4 separate regions of the Mus musculus genome follow, and regions 1, 2 and 4 are each linked to region 3. The links are chromatin contacts, found by POLR2A ChIA-PET in ENCODE. All regions are on one chromosome and are shown on one strand. The core of a region is the stretch at or near the end of the contact, and the rest is flanking DNA. Distances in the headings are between cores, read along the strand shown. Region 1 holds the start of Orai2 (ORAI calcium release-activated calcium modulator 2). Region 2 holds the start of Styxl1 (serine/threonine/tyrosine interacting-like 1). Region 3 overlaps Ssc4d (scavenger receptor cysteine rich family, 4 domains). Region 4 holds the start of Polr2j (polymerase (RNA) II (DNA directed) polypeptide J).

Region 1 (5,131 bases), core at 521-3,020, 210 kb after region 3:
CAGCTGAGTGAGGATATGCAAATAGCTCCGAGTGGTTAGGGTGGGTGTGGAGAGCTGTCTGCCTCCCGCTCAATCGTGTTGGGCCTGCAGGTCCTATAAGGAGATGAGACACCCTTCCCCTGTATTAGTCCAGGAGGCTCAAATTCATTCTCTTTCCTTTTCTTTCTTTCTTTCCTTTCTTCTTTATTTCTTATCTCTTTCTTTTTACTTTTCTTTCTTTTTTTTTTCATTTTTCCGAGCTCTGCCTGTCCTAGAACTTGTTCTGTGACCAGAGTGATCCCAAACTCAGAGATCCATCCATCCATCCACACTACCTACAAGTTGTCATTACCACCCAGCTCCTTCCTTCCTTCCTTCCTTCCTTCCTTCCTTCCTTCCTTCTATTTTAGTTGTTTGGTTTTGTTTTTTTGAGACAGGGTTTCTCTGTGTAGCCCTGGCTGTTCTGGAACTCACTTTGTAGACCAGGCTGGCCTCGAACTCAGAAATCTGCCTGCCTCTGCCTCCCAAGTGCTGGGATTAAAGGTGTGCGCCACCACGCCCGGCCCTTCCTTCTATTTTAGATAGGGCCTTATGTAGGCCAGGTCAGCCTCCAACCAAAAATATAACCAAGCATAGCTTTGAACTCTGGATGCTGCAAGGGCTGAGATCACACACCTGCTTTGCATGGTGCTGGGGTTAGAACCCAGGGTTCCTGCACGCTAGGCAGATTTTCTAGGGGTTCCATCCACAGCTCCCGCTGATCCCCTTTCTATTTTTGGGTTTGTTTTGAGACAGGGTCTTGCTGTGTAGCCCAGGGTGGCTTGGAACTTGGGACTGTCTCACCTAATCTCCTGCGTGCCAGGATGGCAGGCATCACCAGCTTCTGTCACAAGTCCATTCCTTATACTCAGAGGGCCTATCTTGGTCCAACCCTTGCCCCATGGGGAGAAGCAGAGTCTGGCCTACAAATTCCAAGCTCAGGCCAGAGGGGGCGGTGAGACAAGATGGAGCCCATAAGTCTGTCAGATAGCACCCACCAACTCTAAGATTGCTAGGCAGACTGAACCTTTTTTTTAAAAAAAAAATTATTATTATTATTAAAATGAGGAGCAGCAGAAAGATTAGGTCTGACAAAAAAAATTAAAAAAAAAAAAAAAAAGCCAACCCACGGCAAGGCTGTTAGACGAGCATTTCTCTTGCCAGGTTTGTTTGAAACTGTCTCAGGCAGCAGGTTATGGAGTCTGCCTGTTTTAACTTCCTCTAAACATCTGGGGCACGGGAACTGTGTCTTGTCACCCACGCGCCTGAGAGGTGGCAGTGGCCTGCCAAAAGCAGCCACCTGCATCCCTGTCCTATACTCTAGGGAAGTCCCTGCGACTGCAGGACCCGAGAATCAGCTGGCAGCCCCGCGCGATCCAAGTCTTCTGACACTGCACTCTACCAAGGAAGTCAAGGGATTGGGGTCACCAGGCCATCCCTCTGCCTCTCATCAGCCTGTCCCTTCCTCTCCACGCCATGCCTGCCCAGGGAGAAGCTCCATCTCCTCCTGTCCAGTGTCCCTGATCCAATTTCCCCGCGCCCCTTAGCTAGGAGGGGACCCTCTCCTGTTCCCCTTCAGACACCCCCCCCCCCCAGACAAGGATGGACGGGCCCACCCGCGGCCGAGCACTCACCCTGACTGTCCAGCCCTCAGCGCGCTTGGCTCCAGCTCACGGCTCCGGCTCGTGGCTAGCGTCTGTGTCGCGGCCGGGTGGCCCGGCGGCCGGGCCAGGGCGGAGGACCGGCCCCCTCCCTCTTTCCGCCCGCAGCCGCTGCCTAGGCAACACTGCGCCGCCGTCACGTGACCCATCCGTGGGGCCCTGCCGCGGACCACGTGACCTGAATAGCTGGTTGGGGACCGACCCCTCCTACAAGATCTAGGGGTCTTCACTTCACAAAGTGCTATCATCCTCGTGGGACCCAGGTGGGTGGGTCCAGGCGTGGGAGAGCGCTGCTCCTAGCGAGTGACACTAGGGGATACCCAGCATCTGTCGTGGGCAGCATAGAGAGGTGGGGACAGGGTGTGAGTGTTGCAGAGTGGGTAGAGGCGTGCAAGAAAGGCTCAGCCTGGCTATATCCTGGTTTTCTCAGCTTGTGCAGTGACACCATTCTACTGTGGTCACGCAGGTAGGTGGCTCTTGGTTCCAGCAAGGCTGTGAGAACCAAACAATGCAAGGGACATGTTCTCATTGCTGAGCTCTGGGCACCTCATGGATGGCAGAGAAGGGTCGTTTGGACGCTGCGGCGAGGCATGCCCTGGCGAACACTGAGGTTTTACAACTGAGAAACTCAAACAGGAACGGCTCTGCAGGAAGTATACACTAAGTATACGCTCAGCGCCCCAGTGGGTGCCTCGTGGCCCCTCAGAGTGCTCCCTATTTGCCCGGTACGCTTCTGCTTGCACGCTCTATATAGGATTTTTCCATCTGTCGCAAAAGCATCAGACTGTGACACATTAACCCAAAGGAAGGAAAAATTCCACTCGTATCCAAATTTCCTGACAACTGGGAGTGTATAGATGTGACTGTTAGCAGTTTCCGCTTGGGTTGCCAAGTCAATTCACTTAGGATAGGTGAAAGCAACTCCTCCCTCCTGGCGCTGACCCCTCCTGACAGCGTGGGCCATCATAAGGCTCCACGTGTGCCTACATAAGAGGGTCTGAACCTGCGGGAGCCACGCACTCTCAAGGCAACTGCCTGGCGCCTGCAGAGCTGAAGTTTGAGTAAACGAAAACAGGAAGGAGACACTTGGTAAACTCCAGCCATTGCATCATGGATGACACTCTTTCAACAAGGGGTTTTTGCTTCTTGCGGTTATTAGGAAGCTTAGCTTTGGAGTAGGACTTTCCAGCGCCAGGCACTGAGGTTCCTCCACCGCCAGCACAATTATCTGGCATGCCTGGGCAAAAATGAAATGCCAACTGTAATTACCAGTCTGCCTAGGAGCCGCTTTGCTAACCAAACACAGGCAACAGCCCTTACTGTTGTTTGACTCACTTCCTCCTTAGAAGGGAGGAAGCCATGGTATCTGTCCTGTTGGAAGGAGGGTCGGAGGTTGGAGGATCCACAACCCCTGCCCCCTCTTAGGATCCCAGGGAGCTGACTAGGGGTTACCCAGAAGGTTCAGGTCCAGAGCAGTCTCTCCTGAGGGCACTGCATTGCTGTCTGGGCTGTCTGCCTGAAGTTGGTTGGTCTTGGCAAGTTACTTCCTTTACTTAAAAAAAAAAAAAATTAACTACATTTTATTTATTTAGTGGGGTGGTGGTGTGCACCACAATACATGTGTGGAGGTCAGAGGACAACTTGTGGCAGTTGGTTCTCTCCTACCAAGTGGCTGGAACTCAGCCTGTCAGGCTTGGCAGTGAGCGCTTTTTAGCTACTGAGCCATCTTGCTGGTCGGTTTTTTGATTTTCCTAGAAGCTCGAGGAGCCTGTCCTTGAACATCAGTTCTTGAATACACATAATGAATGTGCATAGCCTACTCACACAGGAGCCTCGTTCCTTGCTTTTCTATGACACCCAAACCTTACTATCTAGCACGCTCTCACAGTTTGTGTGGTCAGCTTGTCCAGCCCACTGGCTCCTCACTCTGTCCCCTTAGCTATTCATGCATGGCCTACCTAGTACGTTCCTCTACCACAGTCCACTGTAAAAACTGAATACCAAATACCCTGACACATTGCTCAGACTTCTGTAGTGTAACAAAACACCTGAAGCTACATTATAAAGACACACAGTTTATTTTGGCTTCCATTTATGGAAGCAAAGGTTTAGTAGTACGGTGAGAGCCCCCCTCCCCTGACTCCCTTACGCGGTGGGGGTGGGGGTGTACCCATTTCACTGTGGTCTCTCTCTTCCTTATAAAGCCAACAGGATTCAGTGATGGCAGCCCCACCCTAGTGACCTAATCACTTTCCAAAGTCCCTACCCTGATCACACAGGTGGATTTATCTCCTCACCTTTGTCATGCTGCTGTTAATTTAAGAAGTGCTCAGAAGGTCCTGGGGGAACAGAGTCTTATGTCTTACTCTGACCTTTCTGGTTCACTTTACAGCCCACCAAGCCCCTTTCTCTTCCTTGCTGAGACCCACCCTTCTCCAGGATGGAGACCTTCCAGCCATCTTGTCAACCTTTGGCCTCTCCCTTCCCCACCTCACTTATCGGAGATGCCCTCACTTTTACTCCCCCGCCCCCGCCCCTCAGCAGTCCACCTGTAAGGTGTTCAGAACCGGAAGGTGGCTCGGTGCTGTCATATAGCTTTTTTTTTTTTTTTTTTTTTTTTTTTTTTTTTTTTTTGAGACAGGTTCTCTCATGTAACCCAAGCTAGCCTCAAACTCGCTGTGTAGTTAAAGGATGACTTCGAGTTCTGGACCCTCCTCTTCTCGAATGCCAGGCATGCCCTGCTGTGGCTGGTTTATTCGGTGTTGGGGATGGAGCCTAGGGCTTCATGTAGGCAAGCATTCTATCTACCAAGTAAGTCTCTCTCCGACCCTTTGTTCTTCCTATCTATGGTTGTCCTTTTTATGTACAGGGTTTTGCTTTTAAAGACTTTTTTAAAATGTTATTTATTTACTTTGTGTATGAATATTTTGTTTGCATGCATGTACATGTGCCTGTTGGATTCTCTGCAGTTGGGGTTGCAGATGGTTGTGAGCCGTTATGTGGGTGCTGAGAATTGAACCCACGTCCTTTGCAAGAATAAGTGCTCTTAACCACTGAACCATCTCTCCAGCCCATTTAAAGATCTGTGTGTGTGTGTGTGTGTGTGTGTGTGTTTGTGTATAAGGATGCCTGCAGAAGCCAGAAGAGGAAGTTGGGTCCCCTGAAGCTGGAGTCACAGGCAGCTGAGAACTGCTTGATGTGGGTGCTGACACTCAAACTCTATCCTCTGCAAGAGTAGCAATGGCTGTTAACCACTGAGCCATCTGGCCAGCCATTACAACCCATTTCTATCACCCCAGGCTCCCATCCTTCCTGGAAGCCCAGTCCTGCTGTAGGAAGTCTTTGGCCTCCCCCCATTTCCTCTGCTCCCACCTGCTTCTACGTCAGGATGTTCACCCCTCTGGATGCATCACTGCCAGGGCAGGGCCTTCCTCTTAACCCCTCTAGTCCAC
Region 2 (4,810 bases), core at 43-2,542, 180 kb before region 3:
TATGCTCTTTGGTTCTCGTTTGTTACCACCAGCAGCCTTGCTTTCTCTGTCACTGTCCCCAACCAGACTGAGTCACTGAACTTGCTACCATCCTGCTTCAGCCTCCAGGTCCCTGGGAATACAGGCCTGCTCAAGGACAGCTAGGACACTGAACTTATACTTTATTGCTGGAGAACTTCACATTCATGCCAAGTGTTTTTGAACAAATCCAACCAGTTCCCTCCCTTCCAGTTCCTTCTCTAACCCCCTCCCCAACTTTTTGTTTGCATGGTTGTTATTTTGTTTTTTGGTTTTTTTTTTAACAGAGTTTCATGTTGGCCTCAAACTCACATCAATCCTTCTGCTGCAGCCTCCGGAATATTTTTTATGTGTGTAGCATGCGTTCGAATGTATGTAGGTGCATATATGTGCACGTCTGTATGTGTATGGGTCCTTACTTTTACATTTTTATCATTTTAAATGTTTATTTCTGTGTCTCCGTGGGTACCTGCACACGAATGCCTGCGGCAATGGCTATGCCTGAAGCTAGAGTTTCAGGGGGTTGTGGGCCACCTGCTAGCGTCTCAGGATCGAAGCTCTGCAAGAGCAGCAAGTGCTCTTAACCAGAGTCATCCCTCCAGCTCTGATCCTGAACTTTAGAATAGTTATTATTTTTTTAATCGTGTGTTGTGCGGATTTTAGTAAGAAAGGAAGGAAAAGAAGGGGGGAGCAGGAAAAGCAAGAAGAAGAGTTGCAGAACCGTGCTCCCTGCACTGCTGGAGAGTTTGAGGGGTAGAGACAAGCCCAAAGCCTGAGGCACGGTCACCAAACGTTTCTTCCTCCGTCCCAGACCTAGGATCGCGGTCCTGCACATCGCCTGGTGCCATGACAACGCGAGTACTCGCTCCTCCGAGCGGGTTGTGTGAGAAGCCTGGAACCTCAACAAGGCTCTGTGTAACTTGTCGGAAGGGCGGCTCTGGAGGAAACAGGTGGGGAGATGCTGCCCACCCCGCCCCGGGACGCCCCGGGACCCCAGCCGGCCTCTTCCAGGGGGCAGGAAAGTTGGGCCTGGCTGAGGTCAGGAGCTCCGGGGCCGCCTGACCTGCTGCGCGACTTCTGTCAGGCTCCCCGGCAGGACGTCCGACCGGAGCCCCACCTGGGATAACGGGTACTTCTAACCTAGAGCCTGTCCTCCGGGCGAGCGCTCCAAGAGTCCTTCTAGTACCGGGTTGCTAGGGGCGGTCCCAAGATTCCGCCTAATCCTGGTGACCGTCTGTCCTAGCGCTAGGTCCCGGAAGTGGGCAAAGCTAACGGTGGGGAGGGGCGGGGCAAGGGGCGGGGTAGGAGGCGGGGGAAGGAACGGCCTGATAAAGTGAAGCCGGGCCTCTCTCGCGAGATCTCGGAAGTGGCCGGAGCCCAGAGATGACTTCTTTGGAGCCGGAGAGAATCGTGACGTCAGGCCTCGCTCGCCGGGTCTAGGGCGTGCTAGACAAGGAACCACACGGCCGAGCCTGTCTCGCGAGATTTGGCTCAAGCTTCTTGCGCTTCTCTCGCGAGATCAGGTGGCTCTGGACCGGGCGGCCACTGCGCAGAGTGGAGGTCGTTGGAGTCACTCGTCTTCTTGTAGCTCCTGCCAGTAGCTCCGTGTCCCGCCCGCCCTAGCCATGCTGTCCGCTCTCGCCCGTCCTGCCGGCGCCGCTCTCCGCCGCAGCTTCAGCACTTCGGCCCAGGTACAAGGGGCTGCCTGCCTAGGAAGGAACTCCGGGGGCGGCACACGCGTCCCCGGAGCTCGGCGTTTCTTAACCATCCAAGGCTCACTCTGGACGTCTGGGCCGCCCGGCTCACATCCCGACCAACATGGAAGGGGGACAGAGTCAGTCCAGGTTTCCTCCATAGTCTGCGCTCCACGTAGGTGCAGAAGCCGAGGCTCGCGGTCCGGATGCGAGTTGCATTATATGCAACTTTGCATTGCTTCGACTTAACTGATTTTCTCCTTGAAGCCTCCATGGATGTGAGGCACCAGGAGAGAAATAACGCGGACGTTAACTTCGTAGTGCCGGGGGCTCCGAGGGTGGAGAACGGATCAGGGTCACAGTAGTTTGGGAGATTCGATTGAAATTAGCACAGTCAGTGGCCTTCCCGCCCAGGGATTGCTTGCTTTATGTCCGTTTATGTGGACCAGGCTGGCCTCGAACTCACGGAGTCCAGTCTCTGCCTCAGTACCGGCATTAAAGATGTGCATCAAGCATCGTTTTTCAGAGTGTGTGTGGTGTCATGTGCACATGATTGTACAGAGGCCAGAGAAGGACATCGGTGTCTTGGCCATCACACACTAGACCAGCGAGCGGTTCTCAACCTTGGGATCGAATGACCCTTTCACAGGGGTCCCGTAGCAAATGTTTACATTACGACTCATAACCGTAACAGAATTTCAGTTACGAAGTAGCAATTTTATTTTTAAAAGTAATTTTATGGTTGAAGGGTTCACCTCAACATGAGGAACTGTATTAAAGGGTTGCAGCATTAGGAAGCTTAAGAACCCCTGTTGTAGACTTTATTTATTTATTTATTTATTTATTTATGAGAGTGAGAAGGCCTTTGATGAACCTGCCAGGCAGGGGAACCGGGCTTTGAACTCAGGTCCTTATGCACTTACCCACTGAACCATCTCCTCCACTGGATCTCTTTTGAATTATTCTTGGAGGATCATCCTTGCTTTGGGTAGACTTGGCCTAGGACAGTTACAGCTAAGCTATTTATAGTCAATCTTCTCCTGGGCCAGGGCCTCTTTAACTAGTGCATGTCGGAATCAGTAAAGGAGACCCAGGATCGTGTCAAGAGGGCAGGGTCAGTATTTTTTACAAATCTCTAGCAAAATTGATACAACCAAGGCTTGAGAAACAATTACCATGCTCCGGAGGAGAACTGATCATTCCAGGGAAGTCTACATTTCTTACCATCTAGGTCAGGTCTTCCTGTTTCCCATTCAGTCCATTCATTGAAAAATAAAGATGCAAGGGGCTGGAGAGGTGCTCACAGTTAAAAGTGCTTGCTGATTTTGCAGAGACTAGAGTTTGGTTCCCAGGACCCAAGGCAGGTGACTCCAACCACCAGAGGGTCTGAAGCCTTCTTCTGCCCTCCGTGGGTACCTGCACATAAACACACACACCAAAAAATAATCCAGCTAACATATTACACCCTGGGTGTGGTGATGCATGCTTGTAACCCCAGCCACTCAGGAGTTCCAGACAGGAAGATTAAAAGTTTGAAACCCGCCCCGGTGACTTAGGAGGACTCTGAAAAGAAACTAGCACTAGGGTATACATAGTTCAGTGGTAAACACATGTGAGGCATGCACAAAGCTCTGGGTGCTCAGATACAAAGATGAATGGGAAGTCTGGGGTGGGTCACAGACGAGTTAACCTGAACAGTAGAGTAGGGTTAGCTCAGCAGAGATGGTGAATAATAGTGTGGTTAAGTGCCGTGTGGGGGTGGGGGGGGGTGTGTGTGGAGGATGGAACTCGGGCCATACTCATGCTAAGCGAATATTGTGCCACTGAGGAAGGAAGTTGAGATCTTTTTAGTTGGGGGAAGGGCCGTGTGGGTCTGTGCGTGTGCACATCACAGCACAGTAGCATGCAGAGGACAACTTGCTGGAGTCTGTTTTTTCATCGTGTGGGAAAGATTCGAGATTGAACTCATGTCCTTGAGCTTTTGAAGCAAGTGATTTTACTTGCCTAGCCATCCCACAATCACAGGACCAGCATCAGGAATGTGACATTTCAGTGACAACCAGAAGAAAGCATAGATTATCTGTAGAAAGAATTGCAGGCAGGTGGATGGAGACTGTCCAGCATATGGGGCAGGGAGATGTGGAATAATAAAAGGAGGAATGGAGAGAACCCAGCAAGCCTTGTAAAACCTTAAAAGTGAGGTACCATTTTGAACAGAGCAAGTACTTGGTAGGTAGGGGAGACAGGTAAGGGGTCACTGTGATGTGACTCTGTAGGTATGGTGAAAATCGGTGGAGCTCACGGAATTTGCTGATCGGATAAGGGAAAGTGGAGTCGTGGGTGGTGGTAGGGTTTGGTATTTACTGAGATGAGGAAGAGTTCTGGAAGAGCTTGCTAGAGGTAGCACTCAGTGGCGGCATGCCTGTCTGGAGTCATCTAGGGAGGGGCTGGTGGTGTGGCTCAGTAGGAAAGCCCCTGCCTAGAATCCCCAGTGAGGGTCTGGGGGATGTGGCTTGGTGGTACAGTGTAAAGACTTTGGAGAAAAAGCAATCGAGGGTATTTTAAAAAATTCAGTGGCTTGGCTTTCAGTAGATTTAGAAACACAAAAAGAAAATACCAGTAGCTCTTGAGAAAACAGTGGAGTAAATCCAAAGACAACGGGCACTAAGGGTGTTTGGGCTGTGCTGTCTCAATGGAAAAATGTAGTCAAGGGCTTCAGAGTGACTCTCCCCCACCCCATGTGTTTATTTCTAATCTGTATGTGCGTTCGTGTAGTAGAAACACAAACCTAGAAGTTTTAGTAGAAACAAACCTAGAAGTTTTGAACAGACTTAGATGTTGAAAGCAGAAGTTGTGAATGAATTGTGTTACGGTTCTGTCCATCCTCAGTATAGTTGCTAGGCAGTGGGCAGTTGACAGTGACTCTGGGCTCTCAGCAAAGGTCAGTGGAGTTGGAAGGAACCACCACACTAGTGCCTTGGAGAAATCCCACTGGGGTGACAGTGACTCAGGGTAAAGGAGTTGGGAGACAAGGAGACAGGCAGGTTGGAGGCCAGGTTCTTCATACACTGGTTCCTTTTTAGGGTTTTGGAGACAGG
Region 3 (4,734 bases), core at 398-2,897:
ATCCCCAGTCCTACCACAGCAAAACAAAGCAATCAAACCAACCCAAGCAAGCAGGAATGGAGTCTAAAGGAAGCATCAGAGAACAGCAAAGGCATAAAGAGGGCAGCAATGAATGAGAACAAAATATAACAACTCACACATGAAAATGGATGCCAGCTCTCAGGAGGCAGAGGCAGGCAGACCTCTGAATTTAAGATTAGCATGGTCTATAGACTGGGTTACAGGAAAGCCGGGGCTATACAGCAAACAAACAAACAAAACCAACCTGTCTTGAAAAACTAAAACAAAAAGCAAACAAAACTAATATAGAAATTCATAGGCAGAGAAAGTGGAGAGGGTAGTGTGGCCTTTCTAGAAGTTCAGGCTGCTTTAAACTCCTAATCCACCTGCTTAAGCATGTACGTGCTGAATTACAGATCTTTGCCACCACTAATTCAGGCAGGGTCTCCCAGCAACCCCTACCCCCAGGTATCTAGTAGTCTAAGCTGGCCTTGAATGGTTATGTAGTTGAGGATAGCTTTGAACTCCTGATCTTCATTCCTGTGATCCCTTTAAAGAGGGAATATCACAGGTTGACCAGAGGAGGGTTGTTTTGTTTTGTTTTTTTCCGTTTTTCTGCCATTTTATTTTCTGGGCCTATTCAGTCAGCTTCTCTCACTCTGCAGCTCTGGCTGGCCTGGAACCCCACCCCACCCGCAGAACGCCCTTCTTCGGCACCCCGAGCACCGGCATTACAAACATGCACCATCGTGCCCTACTGCCTCTCCTTTCCTGGATCTAGATTTGTGTGTGTGTGTAGCCCAATGGAGGATGACCAGACACTCCACTGAGGAGCCTGAGGCTTGCCATGGTGAGTCAGCATTTCCCGGCCGTGATGGGCTCTGGAGAACTGGATGATGCTGCTCTTGGACCACAGCCTTTCATCGCCATGCCAGTTTTCTCCAGAAAGTCCTTCCTGGAGTTTTTCCAGTAGCCATGGTACAGGTTCTCAAACAATGACCTCAGTTAAAAGACTGGGGGAGATAATGCTTTATTGACTTGGCACCTAAGGACAGTGGCTATGGGCCTCCAGGGTTCTTTGTTACTGCAAAATGGAGGCTCTGTGCTGGGGGGGGGGGGGCAGTGGAAATCAGAGAAGCTGCAGGAAGGGCTCCTCTGGTCCCTGTTTTGGCCCCTGCAGCCCCCTTGTTCAGCGGAGCACCATCTGAGTCCAGGTCCTCACCCAGCAGGGAAGGTGATGGCCTGGTTCTTCTGCAGTCCCCTGCCAGTCTATAGAAAAGAGCACCCCAACCCCTTTGTCTCCCCACTTTTAGCAGGAGACCAAGAGAGGTCACGGTAAGGGTTTGAAGGCATTTACAGACAGCCCAAGCCTCATGGATGTGGGTGCAGAAGGGAAGGATTGGGGGTACTATATGAGTTCCCCCAAAGAGAAGTGGGTTATTCTCTCACATTTTCTGATTTGGCTGAGCAAAACATTGCTATGTTCACTGTATTGGGCCTTCCGCAGGTGATAACAGTCTCGGGACACACAGTAAGAGGACTCGGGCAGGTACTGCATCTCTCCCATGCACGGGGAGAAAGGGGTACCAGGAACCCGAGCTATCATAGGAAGGCATCCTGGGAAAGGACAGGCAGTTCCTCATAGGCTCCTTTGATATGGTATGGAGTACAGAGCCATCTGGGTCACAATGGCTGGCACAAGACACTGGCATCCTCGCTGTGGTCACAGTTGTGGACATCCCAGCGGATATGAGAGCACAGTAGCAAGGTGCTCTCATCTCCTCGGCATTTGACATTGTCCAAGAGGATTGGGCCTCGGCCTGGGCCAAAGTGGGCCTCTCCCGGGGCTGCGAGAGCCTGGCCACATCCCAGCTGACGGCACAGGACAATGGCTGCCCGTAGGTCCCAGGCATCATCACAAACAGTGCCCCACCGTTGTCCTAGGAAGAGTTCTACGCGCCCCTCACATCGGTGTGTTCCACTAGCCAGACGGAGGTGCCCTGTGTTGGAGATAAGGCCTGGGTCAGAAGAGCCCATGGGATCATGGGACCCAAGAGATGGCTCTACAGTTGAGGGCACTTGCCACCACAGGTTGTCCTCTGACCTTCACATTCCTTCATACTGTTTTGCCTTCACATGTGTGAACATATCATGCATATACACGGGTACACAGACACCAATAAATAATGCTGGACAAGTTGGCACACACCTCTGATCCCAACACTAAGAAGGCAGAGGCAAGCAGATCTCTGTGAGTTCAAGCCTAGCCTGTTCGACACAGCAATGGTCAGCCAGAGCTATGTAGTGAGACCCTCAACAGACAGTCTCAGCCCCTTAGCCACAGGCTGTTTGCAAACTATGACCATGTCTTATCCTGACCCTCAAAGTTTACTGTCCCCACTTCCACACCTACATTCCCTGGGCTAATTTGTTGTTTGTTTTTCCATGAGCCCTTGTATGTTGTTCAGGCAGGCCTTGAAGTTACTGTCCTTCTGACCCAAGTCTCCAGAATGCTGGAATGAAAGCCATAGGCCACCATGCCTAATTCTGCATTCTCTCATTTCTTCAGTTTGTTTGATCCCAAGTGGAGAAATCTCTAGGTTGCTGTAGTGTTTTATCACTCCAGGTCCATCTTATCCCTAAAGTTCCAACCTCATTTTCAGTGGCAGTAAACACCTACCATCTCTGGGCCGAGGACTGGGCATTCGGGTGGTCTCAGAACCAGCCTGCTGGACTTGGAGTCCCAGTTCCTCTGGGCCTGGCTCAGCAGGGGCATAAAAAAAGAGATGGTTGTCATGGTGGGGAACATATGCTCCCTAGAACCAGATCAATTCTCCCAACCTTCCCAAGTTGTACAGAAAGACAGAAAGAACCTCAAAGACCTGCCAACCTAAGGTAGGAGACTGGAGGACCCCCTAGGTCTAGGCATCAAGTAAAGGTGGAGATACGGGAACAAGGGATTGACAGTGTCCTGCCAGACTTTGTACACACCTGTTTTCATTGGTATCTCTGAAAAGTCAAAGGCTAGTTTTGGGAAAGCCGTCAGCCACTCCTGCTTCCTACCAATCACTAGCAGCAGAGACTATAAATTGGATAGCACAGCACGAGTGCTCCCTTGACCGCGCCCTAGTCACCCCCTGCAGACAAATCGCCCTTCCGGTTACACCCCTAAGGCTCAACAGCGAGAGTGCAGGAGCATCCACCCCCCCCACCCCACCCCCACCCCCTGCTATGTGCAATACTTCCGCTGCAGTGCAGCAGAGAGCGCCACGCCCATTCCTCCACCGCAGCTCCTGCTATCAGGCCCCGCCCACAAACCCTGTGCCCTGCTTCACTTTCGCCTTCCCAGTCCTAGGCCAGCCAGAAAGCTACGCAGCTTCCGCTCGCTCCCACAGCAGGGAGCTCCTGCGCACGACCCCACCCAGGCCTCCTCAGACTCGGCCCCACTCCCGACTGTGAGCTAAAAGAGGCTCCGCCCACAGGACCGTCATGGCCCACGCATCGCCCAGCTCAACCACATCTTGTCCCGCCCCTACAGGATACCCACCCCTCTCCTGATTCAGGCCCGCCCATAGACGTGAGCGCATGCGTTCATGGGTCCTCGCCCAGCTTGCACGGCTCCACCTTTCCTCCATATAAACCCTGCCCGCACCTCCTATGGGTCGGGCCCCGCCCACCACTCCGGCTCCACCTCCTCTCTTGCCACAGCTTCACCTGCACAAAGCGCTCCGGCGTCTTCGTGGTGGCCGCAGTTGTGCTGTCCCCAGCCCAGATGGAAGCAGTCGCTGAGGCGGGCCTCAGTACCGGTGCAGCCTACGTTGTCTAGCAGCACAGGGCCTCGGCCATAGCCAAAATGACCAAGGCCCGTGGCGCCTAGCGCGGGCCCGCAACCCGCCTCGCGACAGGCCACCCGCGCGTCCGCGAAGTCCCAGTCATCGTCGCACACGGTGCCCCAACCCCCGGCGTACAGCACCTCCACGCGGCCGCGGCACGGGCTCGGGCCCCCGACCAGCCTCAGCCTTCCGCCTGCGGGGCGCACAGGCCGGTGCCAGGGGATGACCTGGGACAGCAGGCTCCCCTCCCTATTGCAGCCCTTGGCCCACCGCTCCCCCCAACCCCCCTGCGGGACCCGGGCAGGGCCACTTACTTTTCTTCCCTGAGGCCCGGGCTGCTGTCGTCAGCCACACAGTGTCCCTGGAAGGTGAGGCACCAACTCCTGTAGCTGCGGAGACAAGGGAGCCTTTGAAGGGAACAAGAAGGCCATTTACCACACCCACAGCTTACTTTGCCTCAGTCACAGAGTCACCTCACTGTCTAGTAAAAAACATCTTTTAGGATTTTCCTCCCTATTTTCTTTTTTTCCCAAGATAAGCTCTCAGTATGTAGCCTTGGCTGGGCTAGAACTCACTATGTAGATAGGCCGGATCTCCAGTGGTGATAGCGCATGCCTTTAATCCCAGCACTTGGAAGGCAGAGACAGGCGGATTTCTGAGTTCGAGGCCAGCCTGGTCTACAGAGTGAGTTCCAGGACAGCCAGGGCTATACAGAGAAACCCTGTCTCAAAAAAACAAACAAACAAAAAAACAAAAAGGGACTGATCTCTCAGACTTACAAGAGATCTGTCTCCCGAATGCTAGGAGTAAAAGCTTTTGGGTTTTTGAGGTCTTGCCTCAATTTGGTGTGACCCACCATTCGTGGTTTTGTGGTCCTTCAGATGGGCTTGTTCTTTTTTGT
Region 4 (4,881 bases), core at 2,109-4,608, 160 kb after region 3:
GTTTGAGGCCATCAATGGGCTATATTGTGTGACCCTGTTTCAGTAAAAACAAACAAACAAAATGAAAATCATTGGAAAAACAACAAAAAACAAAAACCAAACAGCAAACCCCAGTCCAGTTAAGGTGATTATCTAGCATGCATGAGGGCCTGGGTCCCTGGGTCTGAGCCCCAGCACTGTATAAATTGGGCAGGAGGCTGCTCTACAAGAGCCACCACCCCAGTCCCTCAGTAAAGGATTCTAGGCAGGGGCTCTACCGCTGAGCCACGCCCCCAGCCCCTCCCTGGGGGATTCTAGGCAGGGGCTCTACCACTGAGCCACGCCCCCAGCCCCTCATTGGGGGATTCTAGGCAGGAGCTCTACCACTGAGCCACACCCCCAGCCCCACAATGGAGGATTCCTGGCAGGGGGTCTAGTACTGAGCCACGCCCCCAGCATTGCCAGAGTAATTAACTCTTGATTAGGTCTGCTCCACAAAGTTCCCTGCAGACAAGGAAGTCATCTTCACCTGGCATTCCTCCCCCTACTGAGATCTTAGCCTCTTGATCTGATCCCTCTAAATGACATTTTTTTATCCTTATAGATCAAGTGGGACACAGTGGTGGTGGCCAAACTCCAGGTGGAACCTTAATACTAAACTAGGGTGGTACAGTGGTAATCCGTCCCACAGAGGGATGGCACACAGGTCTCCAGGGTTTTAGTACAAAAGCCCTGACTTGAGAGCCGTGCAGCTAGGCCAGGCCCGGGTCCTTTGCTGCCAGTTACGATGAGTGCTGGGGAAAAGTAGAGAGGATGTTTGTTCAGTGTGGTGGTACATCAGGAGAAGGGACAGATAAAGGGGTCCAGTGACTTCTGAAGCAGCCACCATCATCATCAGTTGTGCCTGCTTGCAAGAGCCCACCTCTAGTTTGGTAACTGTGGGTCTTCCCTCATTGGAATGGATAAAGGTCATTTGTATGCAATTCTGCTCTAATTGCACTTGCCTTTTGAGGGGCCTCAGGGAAGTGACTGAGTATATAGGACGTAGAAGGCTAACAGTTGGGGACCCCATCTATGTGACTATGGGGAAGCCATCACCCATGCTAGACTTCTTTGGGGTCCTCCATACTTCTGTCCATTATCCCTCCCTTGTAAGATTGGGAACCTCAGTGACTCCCCAGGGGGAACTTTGGTGGTTTATCACTGGGACTTAGGAAAAGGGGAGACATGAAGCCCACGCAGGGGAGGAATTCTGGTAACACTACCAGGTCTGTCTTGCGGGCACTCGGAAGCTTTTGGTTGAGGGGAGAGGAGGGACTAAGGGTATCATAATCACATGGGATTGGTCTGCCTTCTCCTAATCTCAGCCTTGGCTCACAGAGTGGCCTGGAGAAAACCCTATTGCTCGAGGAGTTAAGCTCGGTCCCATGCGATAACTAGCATTCCTGATGACCTCATGGGGAGCTCCGCTCTCCAGGATCTCTGTTCCTAGATTATTAAGTGGATGCAAGTTTTGGGCTGTGACAGGGGAACCTTGGGCTGTGGCAGCAACAGCTTCTGCTTCCTCCTCTTCCTCCTCCTCGTCTTCCTCCCAGTTGGAGACGTAAGAGCTGAGCAAGGTGCCTGCATTATCTTTGTACCTTCAGCCTTGAAGGTGGCTGAGCTGGCTTAGGCATCACTACTTTGACACTCCAGAAGTAATATGCCCATGTGCAGAGGCAAAGTGGAGTGTGACCCAGCATGCGAAGGGCCCCAGAGCCTTCCAGGACCTGACATCATCGTCTTCGCTTGATTCCTGTGACACTTCCATCACCCAGTGGTGCTTCAGCACTCAGATACCAATGGACAGGATGGCTCATGCCTGTGGCTCCAACGCTTGGGAGACTGAGTCTGTATTAGTTACTGTTCTTGTTGTTGTGTCTGAAAACTGAACAGAAGTCCTGGTGCTGCTGGCTTACGCCTTTAATGCCAGCACTCTTGGAGATGGAGGCAGGCAGCTTTCTGAGTTCGATGCCAGCTTGATCTACAGAGCAAGTTTCAGGACTGCCAGGGTTGCACAGAGAAACACTTGTCTTGAAAAACAAACAAAACCAAGACAACAACAACCAGAAGCAGCCAGGCGTGGTGGTCCATGCCTTTAATCCCAGCACTCGGGAGGCAGAGGCAGTCGGATTTCTGAGTTTGAGGCCAGCCTGGTCTACAAAGTGAGCTCCAGGACAGCCAGGGCTACACAGAGAAACCCTGTCTCGAACCCCCCCCCCAAAAAAAAAAAACAAAAAAACAACCAACCAGAAGCATCTTAAGGAAGGGTATACAATGCAGATGTCATAGCAACAGGATTCCCAGGCAGCCAAGCACACTGCATCTGCGCCAGGAAGCTGTAGTCTGACTCCTGAGCCTCTAGGATGATGCCATACACGTCTGTCTTCCTCAGTCAAATCTGTCTAGAATCCCAAAGACAACCAAACGTTCTTTATTATGGTTATGATTATTATTCTCTATTGTGAGTGCACACATGTGTAAATGCATACCGTGAAGGGAGGTCGGAGAAGTCTGTTCTCTACCACCACGTGGGTTCTGGGGACTGAATTTAGGTAATCAGATTTGGTCACACTCCCCCTTGCCCACTGGGCTGTCTTGCTGGCCCCTCCTAGGGGTTTGTTTCTAGGATGATTCTAAATTTCATCCGGTTGACAAGATGAGCCATCAGGGAGGCTGGAGAAATGGCTCAGCAGTTAAGGGTCTTACTGCTCCTGCAGGGGACTGGAGTTCGGTTCCCAGCACCCACTGGGGCAGGGGGGGCTCACAACCACCTGTAACTCCAGCTCCAGGTGACCCAACCCTCTTCTGGTCTCCAAAGGCACCTGCATATACGTGCCCATACAAGATATGCAAATAAAAATCTTTAAAAATAGGAAAAATAAAAGATTGCTACAGAGACCGCTGAAAAATGGCGAGGTGCAAAGCTTTCATCGTGTTTTTAGTTACCTGTGTGCTCAAGAGAAGATGCGCTGGTACCCCAAGCTCCTCCCCAACCTTTACATCCCTTCTTGCTCCACTGGTCCTCATCTAGAAGGCCTCATAAGTCCGCCAGTGTCGGCCCACCCGGGGGTCCTGCAGCAGCAGCCCACTTAGACTCTTAGTCCCATTCAGTCGGTACCGGGGAGCCAGCTACAGGTGGCTCAACTCCGGGCGCGGGAGCACGCGCCAAAACACTCAGCATGGACGCCTCGAACAAGGGTTCTAAACTGACGCATGCGCACGGCTCGCCCTCAGCCTTGCCTGCGCCTGCATTAGGTCATCCGAGCCGCTAGGGGGCGGGGGCCAGGTGCTTACACTGATTGGCTGCGGCTGAGAAATCCGGAAGTGGTCGCGCTTCGGGGCTCTGTTGGCGGAAGGAGACTGTGGGTTGGTGTCGGGGAGCGAGAGCGCGGCGCTAGGATGAACGCTCCTCCGGCCTTCGAGTCGTTCTTGCTCTTCGAGGGCGAGAAGAAGTAAGTGGAGGCCGGCGGAGGCGGGGACGGTTGCATAGGAGCCTGCCGGCCGTCAGCTCCGCTGGAGCGCCGCACTGCTCCTGTCTGGGGAAACCGAGGCGGGAGGCGGGCTTTGCTTTGAGTCTTCCGTGCTGCTCAATGCGAGTCTGCCCAGCTTCAGGCAGCGGCGCGAAGCACTGGCGCGTGCATGCATTTTGCAGTGGGAAATCGGAGGCTCTGGGACATGGAGTGTCTTGCTCCAGACACTTGGTTCATGATGACAGCTGTGAAGGGACAGAGACACAGCTCTCTTACACTCCTCAGCAACCTGAGGGTTTCTCCTAGATTTTCAGGGATCCCGACTTAGGCCAAACCCGGGTTCGTGGCTCCACGCTAAAAAGAATTTCAGGACTCTTCGGTTTAGTGAAGCAGGATTGGTGGGTTTTTAATTAAAGATACTTTAATATGGGCTTAAGCAGGAGGGTTCAGAGGAAGAGAGCGCTAAGAAAGTAAGACAGACGCAAGTTGGGTCTGTGTGCATTCAGAGAGCAGGGGGAAGTACTTTGCACTCGAGTGGCTACAGGTTTAGAGATTAAGCATCTAATTGTCTTTTGGAGGTAGGGTTTCTCTGTGTATCCTCCTTGACTGTCTTGGAACGAGCTTTGCAGACCAGACTAGCCTCAAACTCAGCGATCCACCTGCTTCTACCTGGGATTAACGGCCTGAGCCACCGGCTCTGGCTTTATGTAATTGTCTTAATGGTAGCCAAATACACTCTTTTGATGACTCAAAGTTTGCTACGAACCCTTCTCTCTTGTGTAACCCTTCTCTCGTGTGTGTGCCCCTTCTTGGAAGTCAGCTTAGTCTCTATCTCAGTGGGAAAAAGGTATGGAGGTGTGCTAGGAATCGTTTGTGAACCCCAAAAGATCATTAAGGAGCCGTTTCCATTAGGGTCTCTTTATCACAAGCTCGGGCTTGGGCTCTCCTCCAACCCAACCCTGACACAACAGGACAGGAAGAGAAGGCAGAGCAGCCTTGAACCCAGGACAAGGTTTTCTAGGGAGTGGGAGTGACGGGGTATGGAGCTTGGCAGGTATCTAACTGAATGTCTGTTGTAAGCTGACAGGTGGTGCTGTGAAGGGAGATGAACAATCACAAACTATCTGAAAGTAGATCTGAAGCAACCAGACTAATCTTTGATTAACTGTTGCTAGGGAGTAACTCTGGGGTATGGGCCAAGGGACAAGCCGTGAGGTCCTTCCTGGTACTTGGTTGCATCTTGGGTTCTGCTGTAGGTCAAGTTCTCAGGCTTTTTTTGCGGGGGGGGGGGGGGGTTCAAGACAGGGTTTCTCTGTATAGCCCTGGCTGTCCTGGAACTCACTTTGTAGACCAGGCTGGCCTCAAACCCAGAAATCCGCCTGCCAATGCC

Evidence for each region. ChIA-PET counts read pairs that join two places held with the same protein, here RNA polymerase II (POLR2A).
Region 1: POLR2A ChIA-PET joins it to region 3 with 18 read pairs in Patski. The contact joins the promoter of Orai2 here to the enhancer-like site in region 3. POLR2A ChIA-PET finds 5 or more read pairs at or near these places in 2 of 5 experiments (Patski and embryonic stem cell).
Region 2: POLR2A ChIA-PET joins it to region 3 with 24 read pairs in embryonic stem cell. The contact joins the promoter of Styxl1 here to the enhancer-like site in region 3. POLR2A ChIA-PET finds 5 or more read pairs at or near these places in 4 of 5 experiments (Patski and embryonic stem cell).
Region 4: POLR2A ChIA-PET joins it to region 3 with 10 read pairs in Patski. The contact joins the promoter of Polr2j here to the enhancer-like site in region 3. POLR2A ChIA-PET finds 5 or more read pairs at or near these places in 3 of 5 experiments (Patski and embryonic stem cell).

What each region holds. Positions count from the first base shown.
Region 1 is chr5:136,168,886-136,174,016 of GRCm38, forward strand. Orai2 (ORAI calcium release-activated calcium modulator 2) reads right to left here and starts at 1,771. Exons shown (of 3, transcript NM_178751.3): 1 at 1,653-1,771.
Region 2 is chr5:135,777,093-135,781,902 of GRCm38, forward strand. Styxl1 (serine/threonine/tyrosine interacting-like 1) reads right to left here and starts at 1,293. Exons shown (of 9, transcript NM_029659.4): 1 at 1,159-1,293. It overlaps Mdh2 (malate dehydrogenase 2, NAD (mitochondrial)), which reads left to right and starts at 1,557. Exons shown (of 9, transcript NM_008617.2): 1 at 1,557-1,709. The coding sequence starts at 1,644. It overlaps Gm30205 (a long non-coding RNA gene), which reads left to right. Exons shown (of 5, transcript XR_003955810.1): 5 at 830-892.
Region 3 is chr5:135,959,209-135,963,942 of GRCm38, forward strand. It overlaps Ssc4d (scavenger receptor cysteine rich family, 4 domains), which reads right to left. Exons shown (of 11, transcript NM_001160366.1): 8 at 4,148-4,222; 9 at 3,715-4,026; 10 at 2,681-2,758; 11 at 1,015-2,000. The coding sequence ends at 1,684. Among named protein-coding and RNA genes, the nearest start is that of Ssc4d, 13 kb to the right of the region's middle. Within about 2 kb of position 1,648, at least 1 of the 3 ENCODE cell types and tissues checked has a DNase peak (open chromatin) inside an H3K27ac peak, as active enhancers do.
Region 4 is chr5:136,113,333-136,118,213 of GRCm38, forward strand. Polr2j (polymerase (RNA) II (DNA directed) polypeptide J) reads left to right here and starts at 3,359. Exons shown (of 4, transcript NM_011293.2): 1 at 3,359-3,473. The coding sequence starts at 3,421.